Regions from separate parts of the Homo sapiens genome. Here region 2 is linked to region 1. Evidence: chromatin loops called from intact Hi-C (ENCODE). Cell type or tissue: sigmoid colon. All regions are shown on one strand.

Region 1 (8,000 bases):
TTTGTACTTTTCATGCCAGAAAATAAAAGTTCAGAATCTTAAGGCCTTGGGTGATCTCTGCACCGCTGCGCGGGGAGCACGCAGGAGCAGCCTGTGTAGTAGCGCCCAGGCCCCCGTCCTTCTCTGGGCCTGGGTCTGTCTGCAGCAGGGGCTTTGGCCCCGGGAGGGAACCCTTGGCCTCCACAGAGCACAGATGAGACCCAGGGAAGGTGGGACACGGGCCCGGATGGATGCTCAAGACAGAAATGGTCCAGGGTCCATCCACCTGGTATCTTCAGGAGTGATCCCCAGATGGTGGGGGAGGCCCGGGTGGGATCTGCAGAAAGCTGCGTCCCCTGCGCTCAACCCCTGCCCACACCCCGGTCCACACCCCAGCAAAGCGAGGCAGACACAGACAAGTTTGGGTGGGGGATCACATTTATTGTATTGAGGTCACAGGTCAAGTCATTCACTAGTCCCCACTAGGAGGGGTGGCAGGGACAGGGCTGGGGGTGGTGGGGCGAGTCACCAAGGTGGGGGGCCCAGGGAGGGCAAGCTCCTTTACCCATCTTTGAAGGCTGTTGGGGCCTGGGAATGTGGACCAGCCCCGCCTGGGCCCCAGAGCAGGGCACGAAGCCCCACAAAGGTCCTGCCGCCACAGAGGAGGGCAACAGAGCCACAGGCAGGCCCAGAGGGGCGGGTGGACGGCACTGCAGGGGCTGGCTTCATGCCTTCTTGAGGTTCTGGGGCAAGAGAAAGACCAGATTAGAAAGCTGGGGACAGCTGGACATGGTGATGTTTGCCTGTAGTCCCGGCTGCTTGGGAGGCTGAGGTGGGAGGATCATTTGAGGCCAGGAGTTGACCAGCCTGGAGACCTTGTCTATTTTCTCTTATTATTATTATTTTTTTTTTTTGAGAGTCTCACTCTGTAGCCCAGGCTGGAGAGTGCAGTAGCATGATCTTGGCTCACTCCAACCTCTACCTCCTGGGTTCAAGTGATTCTTGTGCTTCAGCCTCTTGAGCAGCTGGAACTACAGGCACCTACCACCACACCCAGCTAATTTTTTTGTATTTTTAGTAGAGATGGGGTTTTACACCATGTTGGTCAGGCTGGTCTCAACCTCCTGACCTCAAGTGATCCGCCCACCTCAGCCTCCCAAAGTGCTGGGATTACAGATGTGAGCCACGACGCCTGGCCTATTTAGTTTCAAAAGTAAAAAAATCTTTTTTTAAAAAGCAGGGGATGGCCAGACATGGTAGCTCAAGCCTGTAATCCCAGCACTTTGGGAGGCTGAGGAGGGCGGATCACGAGGTCAGGAGATCGAGACCAACCTGGTTAACACAGGGAAACCCCATCTCTACTAAAAATACAAAAAAATTAGCCAGGCGTGGTGGCGGCGCCTGTAGTCCCAATTACTCAGGAGGCTGAGGCAGGAGAATTGCTTGCACCCAGGAGGTGGAGGTTGCAGTGAGCCGAGATCGCGCCATTGCATTCCACATTCCAGCCTCGGCAACAAGAGTGAAACTCCATCCAAAAAAAAAAAGGCAGGAGATGGCCGGGTGTGGTGGCTCATGCCTGTAATCCCAGCACTTTGGGAGGCCAAGGCAGGTGGATCATCTGAGGTCAGGAGTTCGAGACCATCCAGGCCAACATGGTGAAACCCCATCTCTACTAAAAATTAGCCAGGCATGGTGGTGCACACCTGTAATCCCAGCTACTTGGGAGGCTGAGACAAGACAATTGTTTGAACCCGGGAGGTAGAGGTTGCAGTCAGCTGAGGTCGCATCACTGCACTCCAGCCTGGGCCAAAGAGTGAGACTCCACCTCAAAAAAACAAAACAAAAAAGCAGGGAACATGGGGACACAGGTTGATAGAGTGGCCATGTGGGTCCATCTTCCTCAGGGCCCGCCGCCTCCCCTTGCTGGGGCAGGCCGACGAGACTCCACCTCCCCGCCCACCTCTGCGCCCATCCAGCTAGAGCTCGTCATGGTCGTCTTCGGTGGGTGCTTCAGGCGGTGGCTCCGGGCAGGCGGCTGGCGTCATCAGCTCCATGAGGTACTCGCAGCGACTGGGCTCTGTGGTGCTGGTCACCATGGTCTCTTTCCCGCACAGGAGGCGCACCTGGGGATGGGCAGACGGGTGCTCGAGAGGGTTCGGCTGGGCCAGGCCTGGGTCTCCCCGCCCCAGCTCCCCTGCCTTGCAGGCACTCACGGTGGTGGAGCGGTTGGGGCCCTGCCAGCAGCCCGTGCCTTGCTCATACTTCATGGCACTGAACTTGTCGTGGTCGGGGCCAATCCATGAGCCCCAGGTGCTGTGAGAGACACAGGGTGCTGAGGGCTGGGCCGGTGTCGGGGCACCAGGAGGAGGCAGAGGGAAGGGGCCAGCCCAAGCCACTCACCCAAGGCTGGTGGGAGAGCCCCCGAGTTTGGGTTTCTGCGAGACAAGCTTGAAGGGGCAGAGGCGGTAGACGTATCTGTGGAGGACCGGGACATATGGGTTGGGGAACGCAGGGATTCCAGCCTCCTCCCACAGCCACCCCCCACCGCCTCCTCCAGTCCCCACACACAGGGTACCTCCAACTCCAATGACCAACCCTAAACCTGGCCCCTGGCTTCTGCTCCCCCTCAATATGGAAGGCAGCACTCTCGGGCCCCACCCGCAGATGGTTCCCCAACCATCAGGAAACTGCCGGTGCCACTTCCGGGGCCACCCGCCTCCCACCCTGCCAGTGGGGGCCCCTGCATTCCTGGGACGCACTCGTTGGTGGTGAGCTCGTAGCACTGGCTGTACAGGTAAGCAAACTCCCCGTTGGGGCCAAAGTCAAAAGAAATCTCTTGCTCCAGGTTCCTGGAAGGGGAGGCGGAGCGGTTAAGGGGCAGCTGGGGACGCCAGTGCCTGACCCAGGACGACAGACACAGGAGGGTCTGGCTGAGCAATGGTGCCCAGGCTGTCCTCCCTGCCACCTCCCAGGGACCCTCCCTGCAGGGACCAGGCCCAGCCTGTGGTTGCCTCAGTGATTCCCCATCACCAGCTCCCCTGGGAGTCAAGGAGCAGTCGCTGTGGGACAGGTGTCCCCGCTCCTCAGCCCCCGCTACCTGATGGACTCCTCCATGTCCTTCAGCGACCGCTCGGCCTCCTCGAACTTGTTGCGGGCCTCCTGGGCAGCTGGGAGAGGGGTTGGAGGTCAGAGATGTCCTCAACCCCATCCAGGAGGATGGGGAACGGGGTTCCATGGATGTGGCTGTGTGCTCCCATACCCTCATTTTGCTCTGGCCAAGGACTTCACCCCGACAGCCTTGAGGGCCTCACCAGCTATAGAGCAGCCCCGACTTGCTGCCCAGGCTCCCAGCTCCTGAGCGAGTGGGGCCAGGAGTGACACAAACAAGCTGCGGCCCTTGGGGAGGCAGAAGGGCCCCTTGGGGCTGGCGAGGGTGGGACTGGCTTACCCTAGGCCCCCTTCCTGGACTCCCCAAGATACTGGGGCTTGTGCTGGCCGAGTCAGAGCAGGGTCTAAGCTCAGGATCTTCCCTCGACCTGTGCCACCACGGCAGGAAACGCTGGGCCCACCCGAGGAGCCTGGCCCCCGCCCACCCTCACCATCGATGAAGGCCTGCGTCTGCTCGTCGTAGGGCGGCATTTTGTCTTCCTCAGCAGGGCTGGCCGGCTGCGGGGGTGACAGTGGCGGTGGGGCCTCCTGGGGCAGGGGCAGGGTCAGTGAGTAGCCCTTCCCCCACCCTCTCTGTCTCCACTTCTCCCCCAAACACGGACCTTGGGCTGCTCCCCCTGCACCTCGGAATCCTCCTCCTCCTCCTCTTCTTCAGCCTCTTCTTCCTCCTCCTCCTCCTCCTCCTCCTCCTCCTCTGTGGGCGACGAGGGCACTGGCGGCTGCTCCTCCTTGGGCTCCGTCAAGTCAGGGGCAGAAGGTGCTGGAAGGTCGGTGGGCAGTGCCTGGCGGGTGAGCAGTGCGGTCGGTGTTGTGGACTCAGGGTCCACCCACACCCTCAGGCTCACACCACAGCCCAAGGGGCAGCCTCGGTGTCTCTGCCCCTCCTGCGGGGCCTGCAGGGAGGACCGACAGCTGGGGTCGGGGGGTCTCGGTGGGGGGTGCTGGGGCCACCCAGCTGGCCAGGGTGGCCAGGTGCCAGAACCAGAGGCAGCTCCTTTGTGAGGCGGGGTGGGGGCAGTGTGGTGGGAGGACCAAGTCCCCTCCCTTCTCCTCCACTGACCTCGGACCGGTACTTGTCCCTGATGGCGGCCCAGACGCGGTCGTAGAAAGAGGTGGCGTCTGTCTGTGTGTCCCCACTGAGGAGGGCCTGTGTGTGTTGGGGGTGGTGTCAAGATCTAGGCCACCACGTGTCCCCCATCTCGGCCACCCCGGCACCCGGGCTGCGGTGCCAGGCACGGGAGGGCTGGGCCCCGGGCCCTGATGACCAGGCCAGGGCCACGCCAGTGAGGCACTGCGGCCAGGAGGGGGCAGCACAGGCCCGTGGGAGGGGAGGAGGAGACCAGGGGCTGGAGTGGTTGGGGGCACTGAGACAGAAAGAGAGAAGCAGATGGACAAACGGACGTACAGATGGAGGAAGAGAGAGCCCAGGACCAGAGAGGGCCAGGCCCTCCAAGGGAGAGGCCAAGGCCCAGGCTGCAGATGGAGAGGGAGAAACCCAGGGGTGGGCAGAGAAGGGAGGCCAGAAGCCAGGGGCCACGGGGAAGGAGGAGGATAGGAAAGGAGACAGACAGGGGACGAGGGTGTGGGGGAGGAGGGGAATAGGGCAGGACAGGGGTGGGGGAGGAAGGGGATTGGGTGCTCAACAGCGGGTAGAGTGGGGGCAGGTGCGGGGAAACGGGCTCCAGCGCGACCTGGCTCCATCCCGGGTCCTGCCAGGCGGGAAGCGGCCCTGAGTGGCTGCCATCCCAGCTCACCCAGAGGAGGCATCCCAGGCCAGCAAGGAGCTTTCCTTGGTCCCCCTCCTGTGCCCTGAGGTCACCCTGGGGCAATGCTCCCTAGAAGTCCCCAACCAAGGGGCAGCCGGGGGTACCTGAGCTTCCGCTTCTGACAACGCCCCATCCCCATCTGTGTCCAGCTCCGGGTGAGTCTGCAGCTCAGTCACCGAGACCCTGCGGGGGCGTGGCAGAAGCAGACTGGAGGGGTGAGGCCCCAGTGGCTCTCAGTTGGGGGCACCATGTGGCCCACCTGTTCTTCCCTGCAGGGCCCCACCCTGGAACTTGCTTCAGGACCTCAAGGTGTAGGGGCCTCCCCACCCTCCTGCCCCCTCCTCAGGACTCCATGACCCCAAAGGAGCTCAAAGTAAGGGGTGGGACTGGGAGATACCTGGACCCCCAAATGTCCGATGACCTCTCTACCAACTCACCCAGGTGGCACCTCCTTCCACCCCAGGACCCGGCACATTGAAGCTGCCATCTGCCTTGGTCCCCCACCCAGCAAAGCCCACCCCCACCCTTGCCCATTCGGTCCCTCTGAAGCCCCCTGCTCCTTGGCACCTGACATCTCCTAGGCTCCCCGTGTGCCTCTCAGCCCCCAAAAGTCCACCCTCCACCAGGTAACCCAGCAAGCTCAGAGGCACAGCCAGGATTCGAACCCAGGTCTGGCTTTCCCCAGAGCGTAGTGGGGCTGGGAAAAGCCATCCGATCACTAGATGCCTAGACACACTCCCTGAGGCTGAGGGTCTGTGCCCAGCTCCTGGGGAGAGGGTGGTCCCCCTATCTCCTCGCCCAGGGCATCCTGGACCTGGCCATCCACGAGTAAGAGGCGGGGTCACACGGGGCTTGGGATCAGCCTGGACCCCACGCCGGGGGAACCCAAGGAGGATCTGGCTGGTTTCTAGAGGCGAGGGTGGCGGGGAGGGAAACCCAGGCCCACGGAAAGGTGGGCAGCTCCAACTAGGGGACACTCACGTCCCGTCCATGTCATCATCCAGCTCCTTGAAGGCATCAGCCGCCAGCTCCTGCTCCTGTTGGGCCTTGGCAGCAGCCAGCTGCTCTGTAAAGAAGCCACCTCTGTCACCCCCTGCCCACCCACCGGCTCCCATCAGCCCCCGCACCCCACAGGGTCGTTTGCCACCAAGCGCCTACTATATGCCTGGCCCCATGCTGGACCCTGAGGACACGACTGTGGAGGAGACAAAGGTCCCTGCCCTTACCAGGGGAGAACAGACGAAGAGCAAGGTGAATGGTTGAAGCCTGGTTGTGTTGGGGGAGACCGGGACAAGGTGGGGAGTGCAGAGGCAGGAGGGCCACTGGTGGGGCTGGAGCAGGGAGGTGGGAACCCAGGTGGCAGAGGGCAGCCCTGTCAGGCCACTGTTGGGACAGAGGTGGGGGCGAGGGCAGAAGCCAGGTGATAACAAGGGCTGGCCCAGGCTGGGGACTGAGGAAGAAGCACGGAGCAGAGGCAGATTCTGGGGAGACGCAGATGGAGTGCGCAGACGGTCAGAGGTGGGAGGTGGGGTTGGGGAGAGGAGAGCGACCACTGAGACTTTAGGTTTAGGACCTGGCAGAGGCATGTCGGGGCAGGGCTGGCAGGAATGAGACTTCATGGCCAAGGATGCTGGGAGATGGGGAGGATACAGGGAGGGAGACCGGTCCTGGGGGCATCTTGGGGGTCCCCAGGGCTGCTCCCAGGAAGAGGGGCCAGCCGGACAGAAGGGGACCGAGCCTCTGTCCCAAAAGTCCCTCCTTTGTCTGTCGCTACTCTAACCTAAGCAGAGCGGAAAGCAGCCACAACAGCGGCTCCAATGATTAACTTCCTACTGTATACCAGGATTCAGTTCCCACTGTATACCAAGCTCCAGCTTGGTCCTCTACAAACAGAATAAAAACAGCTGGTATTTCCTCTAGAGAGTCTTAGGTCACCCCAGGACATCCCGCATGTCCCAGGAGACCCGGCTGACACTGTTCTGAGTCTCACAGATGAGGGCCTGAGGGGTCCCTGACCTTTCTGTGGGTGAAGGGACCTGCCCATAATCACCTAGCCAGTGAGAGGTGTAGCCTGGGGCCCAATCCAGGCCATCTACCCTCGGAGCCCTGGCTCAGCCCCGCCACCCTTTGGGAATCTGGGTCAAAACATGGCGCTTCCCTCTGATTCCACAGCTCCACACTGAGAACACATCCTGAGGAAAATCAGGCCTGAGCTTGCCCAGACCCAAGTGAAAGGAAGCTTGCAACACGACAAAGATTCAGGGGCAGACAGAGCCAGACAGTGAATTCCCTTTCTACATGCAATGTGGCCTTACCAAAAAACACCAGGCTCTAGCACCAAAAACAAATGAAGAAGGGAAATAATATCTTCAGTTGCAGACAGAGCTGGGCACCGTGGCTCATGCCTGTAATCCCAACACGTTGGGAGGCCAAAGCAGGCCACCTGAGGTCAGGAGTTCAAGACCAGCCTGGCCAACACGGTGAAACCCCGTCTCTACTAAAACTACAAAAATTAGCCGGCTGTGGTGGCAGGTGCCTGTAATCCCAGCTACTCAGGAAGCCTAGGCAGGAGAATCACTTGAACCCAGGAGGTAGAGGTTGCAGTGAGCAGAGATCGGGCCATTGGCACTTCAGCCTAGGCGACAGAGTGAGACTCCATCTCAAAAATAAATAAACTAAAAAAAAATCTTCAGTTGCAGACAAAGGGCCAAACCCCAGATAGAAAAAGCTCTTTATTATTTTTTTTAGATGAAGTATTGCTTTGTCACCCAGGCTGGAGTGCAGTGGCGAGATCTCAGCTCACTGCAACCTCTGTCTCCCGGGTTCCAGCGATTCTCCTGCCTCAGCCTCCCAAGTAGCTGGGACCACAGGCAGATGCCACCATGCCAGGCTAATTTTTTTTTTTTTTTTGAGACGGAGTCTCACTCTGTTGCCAGGCTGGAATATAGGGGCGCAATCTCAGCTCACTGAAAACCTCCAACTTCCTGGTTCAAGCAATTCTCCTGCCTTAGCCTCCCGAGTAGCTGGGATTACAGGCACACACCACCATGTCCAGCTGATTTTTGTATTTTTAGTAGAGATGGGTTT
Region 2 (8,000 bases), 200 kb after region 1:
CGGATCACCTGAGCTCAGGAATTTGAGACCAGCCTGGCCAACATGGCAAAACACCATCTCTACTGAAAAAAAAAAAAAAAAATTAGCCAGACGTGGTGGCAGGCACCTGTAATCCCCACTACTTGGGAGGCTGAGGCGGGAGAATCTCTTGACCCGGAGGGCAGAGGTTTCAGTGAGCCGAGATTGTGCCACTGCACTCCAGCCTCAAACAAACAAAGAAACAAAAATAAAACATTTATGAAGTCCCTACTGTATACAGGACACATAACCATGCGATGACCACACAGAGCCGGGATAAGCGATGCTGAAAGTGCCTAGAGTCCTGGAGGAGTCCCCTGGCCCAGCTTGAGGGGTGCGAGCGGGTATCTGGGACAGCTTCCCTTGCAGGGGGACGTGTACATGGAGACCCAGTGAGGAAGAGGAGCTGGCTGAATAGAGAGGATGGAAGGGGTGTAACGGGGAGTGCTCAGTGTTTCAGTTTGGAGGTGCGTGGTGAGCGGAGGCCAGCAAGGTGGAGTAAGACAGGGAAGGACTTTTATGGTGGCCGTTCAGGTGAGCGAGATGGGAACTCCGTGCAGAGTGACAATGGCGGCAGATGACACCCCAGAAAGGAGGGATGGGGAAACCCGGAAGTTGAGAATTTCAAGATGTGGGGATTGTTGAGCCCAAAACTGCCCCCATGCCAACGGAACAAGGGCCGTGGTTGCAGGGAGGAGGAGCTCTGTGTGAGTTACTTACTGAGGGTGTAGGGAGGGGGAAAAAAACTTCAGTGTCGGCGGGGCGCGGTGGCTCACGCCTGTAATCCCACCACTTTGGGAGGCTGAGGCGGGTGGGACCAGCCTGGCCAACATGGTGAAATCCCACCACGCACTTCAGCCTGGGCAACAGGGGAGACTCTGTCTAAAAAAATAAAATAAAAAATTCACAGCAAGCCGGGGACGTGATGGCTCATGCCTATTATCCCAGCACTTTGGGAGGCAGAGGCGGGGGCATCACTTGAGCCCAAGAGTTTGAGACCAGCCTGGGCAACACAGCGAGACCCCGTCTCTATATAATAAATAAATACATACATAGAAACCCTGTCTCTACTAAAAACACAAAAAATTAGCTGGGCATGGTGGCACGTGCCTGTAGTCCCAGCTACTCAGGAGGCTGAGGCAGGAGAATTGCTTAAACCCGGGAGGCAGAGGTTGCAGTGAGCCGAGATCGCACCACTCCACTCCAGCCTGGGCAACAGAGCGAGACTCTGTCTCAAAAAAAAAAAAACCAACAAAAAACTTCAGTGCCTCAGTTTCCCCTTTTGCAAAATGAGATGTACCTTTTCTGCAAGCCCTTAAGTGGCGGTTCCATGTGGCCCAGTGGGAGTCAGATGCCCCCCACCTTGGGCCTCAAGAGGGAGTGGGGTGTGTGGACAGCGGGAAGTGTTAAGGAGAGCCCCCTCCCTCCCATTTACTTGTAGGTTCGAGATTGAAATTGAGCCCATCTTTGGGATCTTGGCTCTGTATGATGTGCGGGAGAAAAAGAAGGTAGGAGGCCCTTTTTTCTCTTTCCTCCCCTTCCTTCTCCTTGTTGGGGGGCTGTGGGCTTCCCAGAGGTGGTGGCCCAGCTGCCTCTGGTGTCCCCAGATCTCGGAGAACTTCTACTTCGACCTGAACTCGGACTCCATGAAGGGGCTGCTTCGGGCTCATGGCACCCACCCTGCCATCTCCACCCTGGCCCGCTCTGCCATCTTCTCTGTGACCTACCCCTCACCTGACATCTTCCTGGTCATCAAGGTGCCTGCTGGGGCTGGGCAAGGGGGTGGTAATGGCGAATGTCACTGATTTAGTCCCTGCCTTCACAGAATGAGACAGATACATCACCAAGAAGGGTAATCAGGGCTGTTGTGGGGGAAACACAGGCAGGGAGGAGGCCCCTGATCCAACTCAGGTGGGGAGAAATCACCAAGGGCTTCCAGGGAGAGGCGACAGTTGAGCTGATAACTATACGTGGGCAGCCTGGGGAGAAAAGCCATCCCTAGGCACATGTGACAGGCTGGGGTCCTCGGAGGTGGGTGAGATGCTGTTGGGAAGTTTGTGGACAGATGAAAGACATAGTTGGCACCCTCATTTGAGATTTTCTGTTTCTGGGAGGGAGGTCAAATTTCTTTTCTCAAAACCTTCTATTAGTTTGCAATGATGAAATGAATCCAGTATCCACAGGCAGGTGCTGCTATGGTCACGCTTCACAGGGATCCCTCCTTCAGTCCTCACCACAGGGCCTAAGGTGGAGGGGTGCCATGGTTCCCATTTTCCAGATGGGGAAACTGAGGCACAGAGTGGATAGGGTCCCACTGCCCAGGGTCCCACAGCCCCTGAGTGGTCAGGATTGGAGTCTAGGCCTCATGGCTCAGAGCCATGCCCAGAGTGGCCTCTATTTACACTAACAAAGAAAAATGTAGGGAAGGCCAGGCACAGTGACTCACAACTGTAATCCTAGCACTTTGGGAGGCTGAGGCGGGAGGATCGCTTTAGCCCAGGAGTTTGAGACCAACCTTGCCAACATGGTGAAACCCATTCTCTACTAAAAACACAAAAATTGGCTGGGCGCGGTGGCTCACGCCTGTAATCCCAGCACTTTGGGAGGCCGAGGCAGGCAGATCACCTGAAGTTGGGAGTTCCAGACCAGCCTGACCAATGGTGAAACCTCGTCTCTACTAAAAATACAAAAATTAGCGGGACGTAGTAGCAGGCGCTTGTAGTCCCAGCTACTTGGGAGGCTGAGGCAGGAGAATTGCTTGAACCCGGGAGGCAGAGGTTGCAGTGAGCCGAGATTGTGCCATTGCACTTCCGTCTGGGTGACAGAGCGAGACCCCATCTCAAAAAAAAAAAAAAAAAAAAAAAAAAAGCCAGGTGTGGTGGGTCATGCCTGTAATCCCAGCTACTCAGGAGGCTGAGGCAGGAGAATTGCTTAAACTCAGGAGGCAGAGGTTGCAGTGAGCTGAGATCCCATCACGCACTTCAGCCTGGGCAACAGGGAGACTCTGTCTAAAAAAAAAAATTCACAGCAAGCCTGTTATCCCAGCACTTTGGGAGGCAGAGGCAGGGGCATCACTTGAGCCCAAGAGTTTGAGACCAGCCTAGGCAACATAGCGAGACCCCTGTCTCTATATAATACATACATACATACATACATAAATGTAAATAAATAAGTAAATTTAGGGAAAATATCACCAGCTAAAGGTAGGCTTGGAGGTTAGGGGTAGATCTGAAGAATGGGAGGGAGTAGCCACCAGGCAGGCCAACACTAACCCTTGATCCCAAGGACAGCGGGAGCCATGGGAGGTGTTGGAGCAAAGGCCTTCATATGTTAGGAGTGTCCGAGGGCCCATGAGGGGTCCAGGAGGCTGGGGAGCCAGCACGGGGGAACAGAGCGTTCGGGCAGCGCCTCACTGGATTCATTCATCTGCCCCGCAGTTGGAGAAGGTGCTTCAGCAAGGGGACATCAGTGAGTGCTGTGAGCCTTACATGGTGTTGAAAGAAGTGGACACAGCCAAGGTAAGCGTGTGGAGGCTGGACTAGGGGCAACAGATCCCTGACTCAGCAGGGCTAGGATGCTGAGCTGGCAGGGGACGGGGTCTCCCCACAGAACAAAGAGAAGCTAGAGAAGCTGCGCCTGGCGGCCGAGCAGTTCTGCACCCGCCTGGGCCGCTACCGCATGCCCTTCGCCTGGACGGCCGTGCACTTGGCCAACATCGTGAGCAGCGCTGGGCAGCTGGACCGGGACTCTGACTCGGAGGGCGGTGAGGAGGCGGGGCTAACAGGCTTGGGGCGGGGCTAAAGGGTGGTGCTGACAGGCCTGGGGCGGGGCTACGGGGCGAGGGGGTGCGCCCTCTGCTGGCCGAACTGTGCCGCCCCTGAGTCTCCCTGTTTCATCTTGGTCCCCCTTTTGTCATTGTCATTCCCTCCCCTAGAGCGCCGGCCAGCCTGGACAGACCGCCGCCGTCGGGGGCCCCAGGACCGGGCGAGTAGTGGGGACGACGCCTGCAGCTTCTCTGGCTTCCGTCCAGCCACGCTAACTGTCACAAACTTCTTTAAGCAGGTGTCCTACCCTGGGGCCAGGGACTCTCCCACTCCCCGCTGGCTGCATTAGCCCTGGGGACCCCTAGCCCCCTGGCCCAGGCTGACGGGAGTGGGTCCCATGTAGGAGGCTGAGCGACTCAGTGACGAGGACCTCTTCAAGTTCCTGGCTGACATGAGGCGCCCGTCGTCCCTGCTGCGGCGACTACGTCCTGTGACTGGTGCGTGGCACACCCCATACACAAGAAGTATCACTCTCACTCAGCCACTCAACAAACCTACACTGAGAGCACCTACTGTGCCAGGGGCATCAGAGACCCAACGATGACCATGATGGACAAATCCCTGACCTCAGGGGCTGGCTACAGCTTCTAATGGGGACCATAGACAAGAAGCAGAATAAATAAGATGGATACAGCGTCAATAGGTGGTTAATGGCAGCGGGGCAGGCAGGGGTCCTGGGGGCAGAGTTGATCAAATGTAGGGGTAAGGCTGGGGTGCAGTGGCTCAAGTCTGTAACGCCAACACTTTGGGAGGCTGAGGCAGGAGGATGATTGTTTGAGCCCAGGAGCTCAAGACCAGCCTGGGGGCCAGGTGTGATGGCTCATACCTGTAATGCCAGCACTTTGGGAGGCCGAGGCGGGCAGATCACTTGAGGTCAGGAGTTTGAGACCAGCCTGGCCAACATGGTGAAATTCCATCTCTACTAAAAATACAAAAATTCACCAGGTGTGGTGGCACACACCTGTAATCCCAGCTACCTGGGAGGCTGAGGCAGGAGAATCACTTGAACTGGGGAGGCAGAGGTTGCAGTGAGCCGAGATCGCCCCACTGCACTCCAGCCTGAGCAACAGAGTGACTCCACTTAAAAAAAAGAAAAACAAAAACGAAAAAAAATTTAGGGTGACAGACAGCAGAGTTGAGGGCAATTTCTGGCCTTGGCGCCTGAGGGACACAGCCCCCAGTCCCCAGAGAACATCATGGGAGAGTCTGCCCTGACTACACAGCCCAGAAAGGGTGGGCTGAGCCAGGAGGCTCCCAGGCAGGTGCAAACCGGTTCTTCCCTTCCCAGCCCAGCTCAAGATCGACATTTCTCCGGCTCCTGAAAATCCCCACTTCTGCCTCTCCCCTGAGCTGCTTCATATCAAGCCCTACCCGGACCCCAGGGGCCGGCCCACCAAGGAGATTCTGGAGTTCCCCGCCCGCGAAGTCTATGCCCCCCATACCAGCTACAGGTACGGCCTCTGGGGCCCAGCTGGGCACTTGAATGGGAGGTATTCATACATCATGCTGGGTGGGGTCTCCCTAAGCCAAGGACACACACAGACACCCTGGGTGAGATGCCACGACTCTGCTTTAATGAGGGGTGTGTAGGCATGAAAGGGTACATGTCCTTCCTCCACCCCTCCCCAATGGGGCTACATCCTCTGCCTTTGTCCCCGCCTGCGTCTGTCTCTGCTCTGTGCTCAGAAGTGGGGCCCGGCGCCCTGGCTGATCCCAGTGAACAGGCAGCTCCTCCCTGCACAGGGGCCTCACGGGGCGTGGAAGTGTTCCTTGCAGCATGATTGGTCCTCAGTTCCATCCAGGCAGATTCAGGCTGGGAGCGCCGCTGTGTGGAGTCTGGGGAGGGAGATGTGGCTCAGCCCAGGTGAGGGGGCCCCTTTCCAGCTGCCCTGTGCGCCCCCCATCCAACTGCCCTGCCTGCCAAACCCCTGCCAGGCTCACCTCTCCTGGATCTGTCGCAGCCGATGCTGCTGTGCCACCATCTCCCGCCTCTGCCGCTGCACGTGGCCTGTGAGGGCCCATAGGATGTGGCTCTGCTTGTCAGCGTGAGCCTGTGGGGGTCAGAATGGAAACCTCAGCCGACAGCCACCTCACCTCCCATCCCCTGACCCTCTGCCCCAGCCCCTCATTGTATCTGTGTGACCCAGCAAGTCAACAATGCTCTTTGGCCTCAGTTTCCCCATCTGTAAAATGGGGATAAAATAGGACTCACTTCATGGGGAGGTGATGAACATCCTATGGATTTTTTTTTTTTTTTGAGTCTCTCTCTGTCACCCAGGCTGAGTGCAATGACACGATCTCAGCTCACTGCAACCTCCACCTCCCAGGTTCAAGCGATTCTCCTACCTAAGCCTCCTGAGTAGCTGGGACTACAGGCATGTGCCACCACGCCCAGCTAATTTTTTGTATTTTTAGTAGAGACGGGGTTTCACCATGTTGGCCAGGGTGGTCTCGAACTCCTGACCTTAAGTGTTCCACCCACCTTAGCTACCCAAAGTGCTGGGATTACAGGCATGAGCCACCATGCCCGGCCATCATATGGATTATTAAAGGGCATAGAACAGTGCTGGGTACTTACTGGGTGCTCACAAAATGTTACCAGTTTCTCTAGTAGTAAGAATTTATTGGCCAGGTGTAGTGGCTCACACCTGTAATCCCAGCACTTTGGGAAACCGAGGCAGGCAGATCCCTTGAGGTCAGGAGTTCGAGACCAGCCTGGCCAACATGGTGAAATCCCATCTCTACTAAAAAATACAAAAATTAGCTGGTGCACCTGTAATTCCAGCTACTCAGGAGGCTGAGGCAGGAGAATCACTTGAACCTAGGAGGTGGAGGTTGCAGTGAGCCAAGATCACACCACTGCACTCCAGCCTGGGCAACAGTGAGACTCTGTCTCAAAAAAAAAAAAAAAAAGAATTTATTGAGCACCAACTGTGTGCCCGCCCCATGCTGAATATTTTACCTGCATTGAGTACCTGGCCCTACTGTGAGATATCAGGTGTTGCCCTTATTTGCAACTGAGGCACACAAAAGGGAAACTGAGGCACACAAAAGGACTTGAGTTTTGTCTGGGGACATGCAGGGTAGAGGCCACAGAGCTGGGAGGCTGATCTGGGAGGTCTTTGGGACTCAAGGTGCAGAAGCGAGTTCTGGCCGGAAATCAGGGTCTCAGCCCACTAGGGTTGGGGGAGCTCCTTACCTTTAAGACCTCAAATTCTCGGTAGGCAGGGCCCAGCCAGGCGCTCCTCAGCTGGACTTCTAGCCGCTGCACGCTGTCCCGTAGCACCTTCTGTGCCTGGGCCACCTCCCCCAGCACCTCAGCTGTGGCCTCTGCCTGCAGCTGCAGAATATCCTCCTCCATCTGCTTAATAAACAGTGGGTCACTAGTAGGATGTCCAACTCATCTTTGTGTACCTAAGGACTTGCCTGAGTTTATCGCTGAAAATCTTGTATCCCAGGAATCCCTTCAGTCCTGGGCAAACCAGGATGGTTGGTTACCCTAGACACGAACTCCTCTTTGGACTCCTGGCCACCCCACAGTGTCGCAGCTACGGTGCCCACCTGAGTCTCCAACAGGCTTGCCCGAAGTTCCTGGGCTGCATCCCGGCCCCGGCTGACCTCCTGCCCCAGGAGTTCTATTGTGCGGCCATAGAGACCCAGGCTGTTCCTGGCCTTTGTCAGCCGTCCCTCCGTGGTCCTGTACACACCGTTGAGGGCCTGGCCCAGCTGCAGGGTCCCATGGAAGAGCAGGGTCAGCTCCTCATGCTGTGCCAGTTCTGGGCCGCCCATGGGGGCCGCTGAGGCAGGCCGGGTCACCATTGCCAGGGCCCAGAGCAGGCACAGAGCAGGCACTGGCATGACTGAGGGTCTAAGGTATAGCCACAGCACTGTCACTGAAGCCTTTTATGCCTCATACCCCCACTGATCCCCAGTCAATCGTTAACTGGCCGACCTGGTGCCCCGCATTGCACAAGGGCCTGGCAGTGGTGCGATAGTTGCATCAGGCGAATGTCCGGCTAGGCCACGCCGGGATCACGCTTCCTGGGGCTCAGGGCCAGGTGTGGGTGGGGGGCATTGGGAGAGGACGGGCCCCAGACCCTGCTGGGAGTTCCTGAGACTCACCATGCTGAGCCTGTTTCTCCATCTATGAATAGGCAT

The links. A loop is a pair of places that touch in the nucleus more often than their neighbours do. Peaks named below come from ENCODE experiments on the same cell type or tissue, not always from the same donor. Only the 100,000 strongest peaks of a DNase experiment are listed, where the experiment ranks them.
Region 2: a loop joins it to region 1, with 10 times the contacts of the local background. A loop is called at or near these places in 8 of 110 quality-filtered maps.

The regions. Positions count from the first base shown.
Region 1 is chr19:11,443,368-11,451,367 of GRCh38, reverse strand. It overlaps PRKCSH (PRKCSH beta subunit of glucosidase II), which reads right to left. Exons shown (of 18, transcript NM_001289104.2): 8 at 5,895-5,979; 9 at 5,018-5,096; 10 at 4,208-4,294; 11 at 3,750-3,929; 12 at 3,579-3,675; 13 at 3,077-3,146; 14 at 2,739-2,828; 15 at 2,380-2,454; 16 at 2,193-2,292; 17 at 1,940-2,102; 18 at 400-722. The coding sequence ends at 1,956. ELAVL3 (ELAV like RNA binding protein 3) reads left to right here. Exons shown (of 7, transcript NM_001420.4): 7 at 1-42. Among named protein-coding and RNA genes, the nearest start is that of PRKCSH, 12 kb to the right of the region's middle. In sigmoid colon, a CTCF peak has its summit at 4,459 (motif pointing right); DNase peaks (open chromatin) are centred at 2,127, 3,904, 4,437 and 5,173.
Region 2 is chr19:11,239,338-11,247,337 of GRCh38, reverse strand. DOCK6 (dedicator of cytokinesis 6) reads left to right here. Exons shown (of 48, transcript NM_020812.4): 8 at 1,460-1,526; 9 at 1,626-1,775; 10 at 3,456-3,536; 11 at 3,628-3,781; 12 at 3,953-4,080; 13 at 4,186-4,279; 14 at 5,131-5,293. ANGPTL8 (angiopoietin like 8) reads right to left here and starts at 7,719. Exons shown (of 4, transcript NM_018687.7): 1 at 7,404-7,719; 2 at 7,042-7,203; 3 at 5,784-5,893; 4 at 5,395-5,678. The coding sequence starts at 7,700. The coding sequence ends at 5,651. RefSeq lists an enhancer at 3,047-3,857. In sigmoid colon, a CTCF peak has its summit at 3,884 (motif pointing left); a DNase peak (open chromatin) is centred at 3,797; H3K27ac peaks cover 441 bases.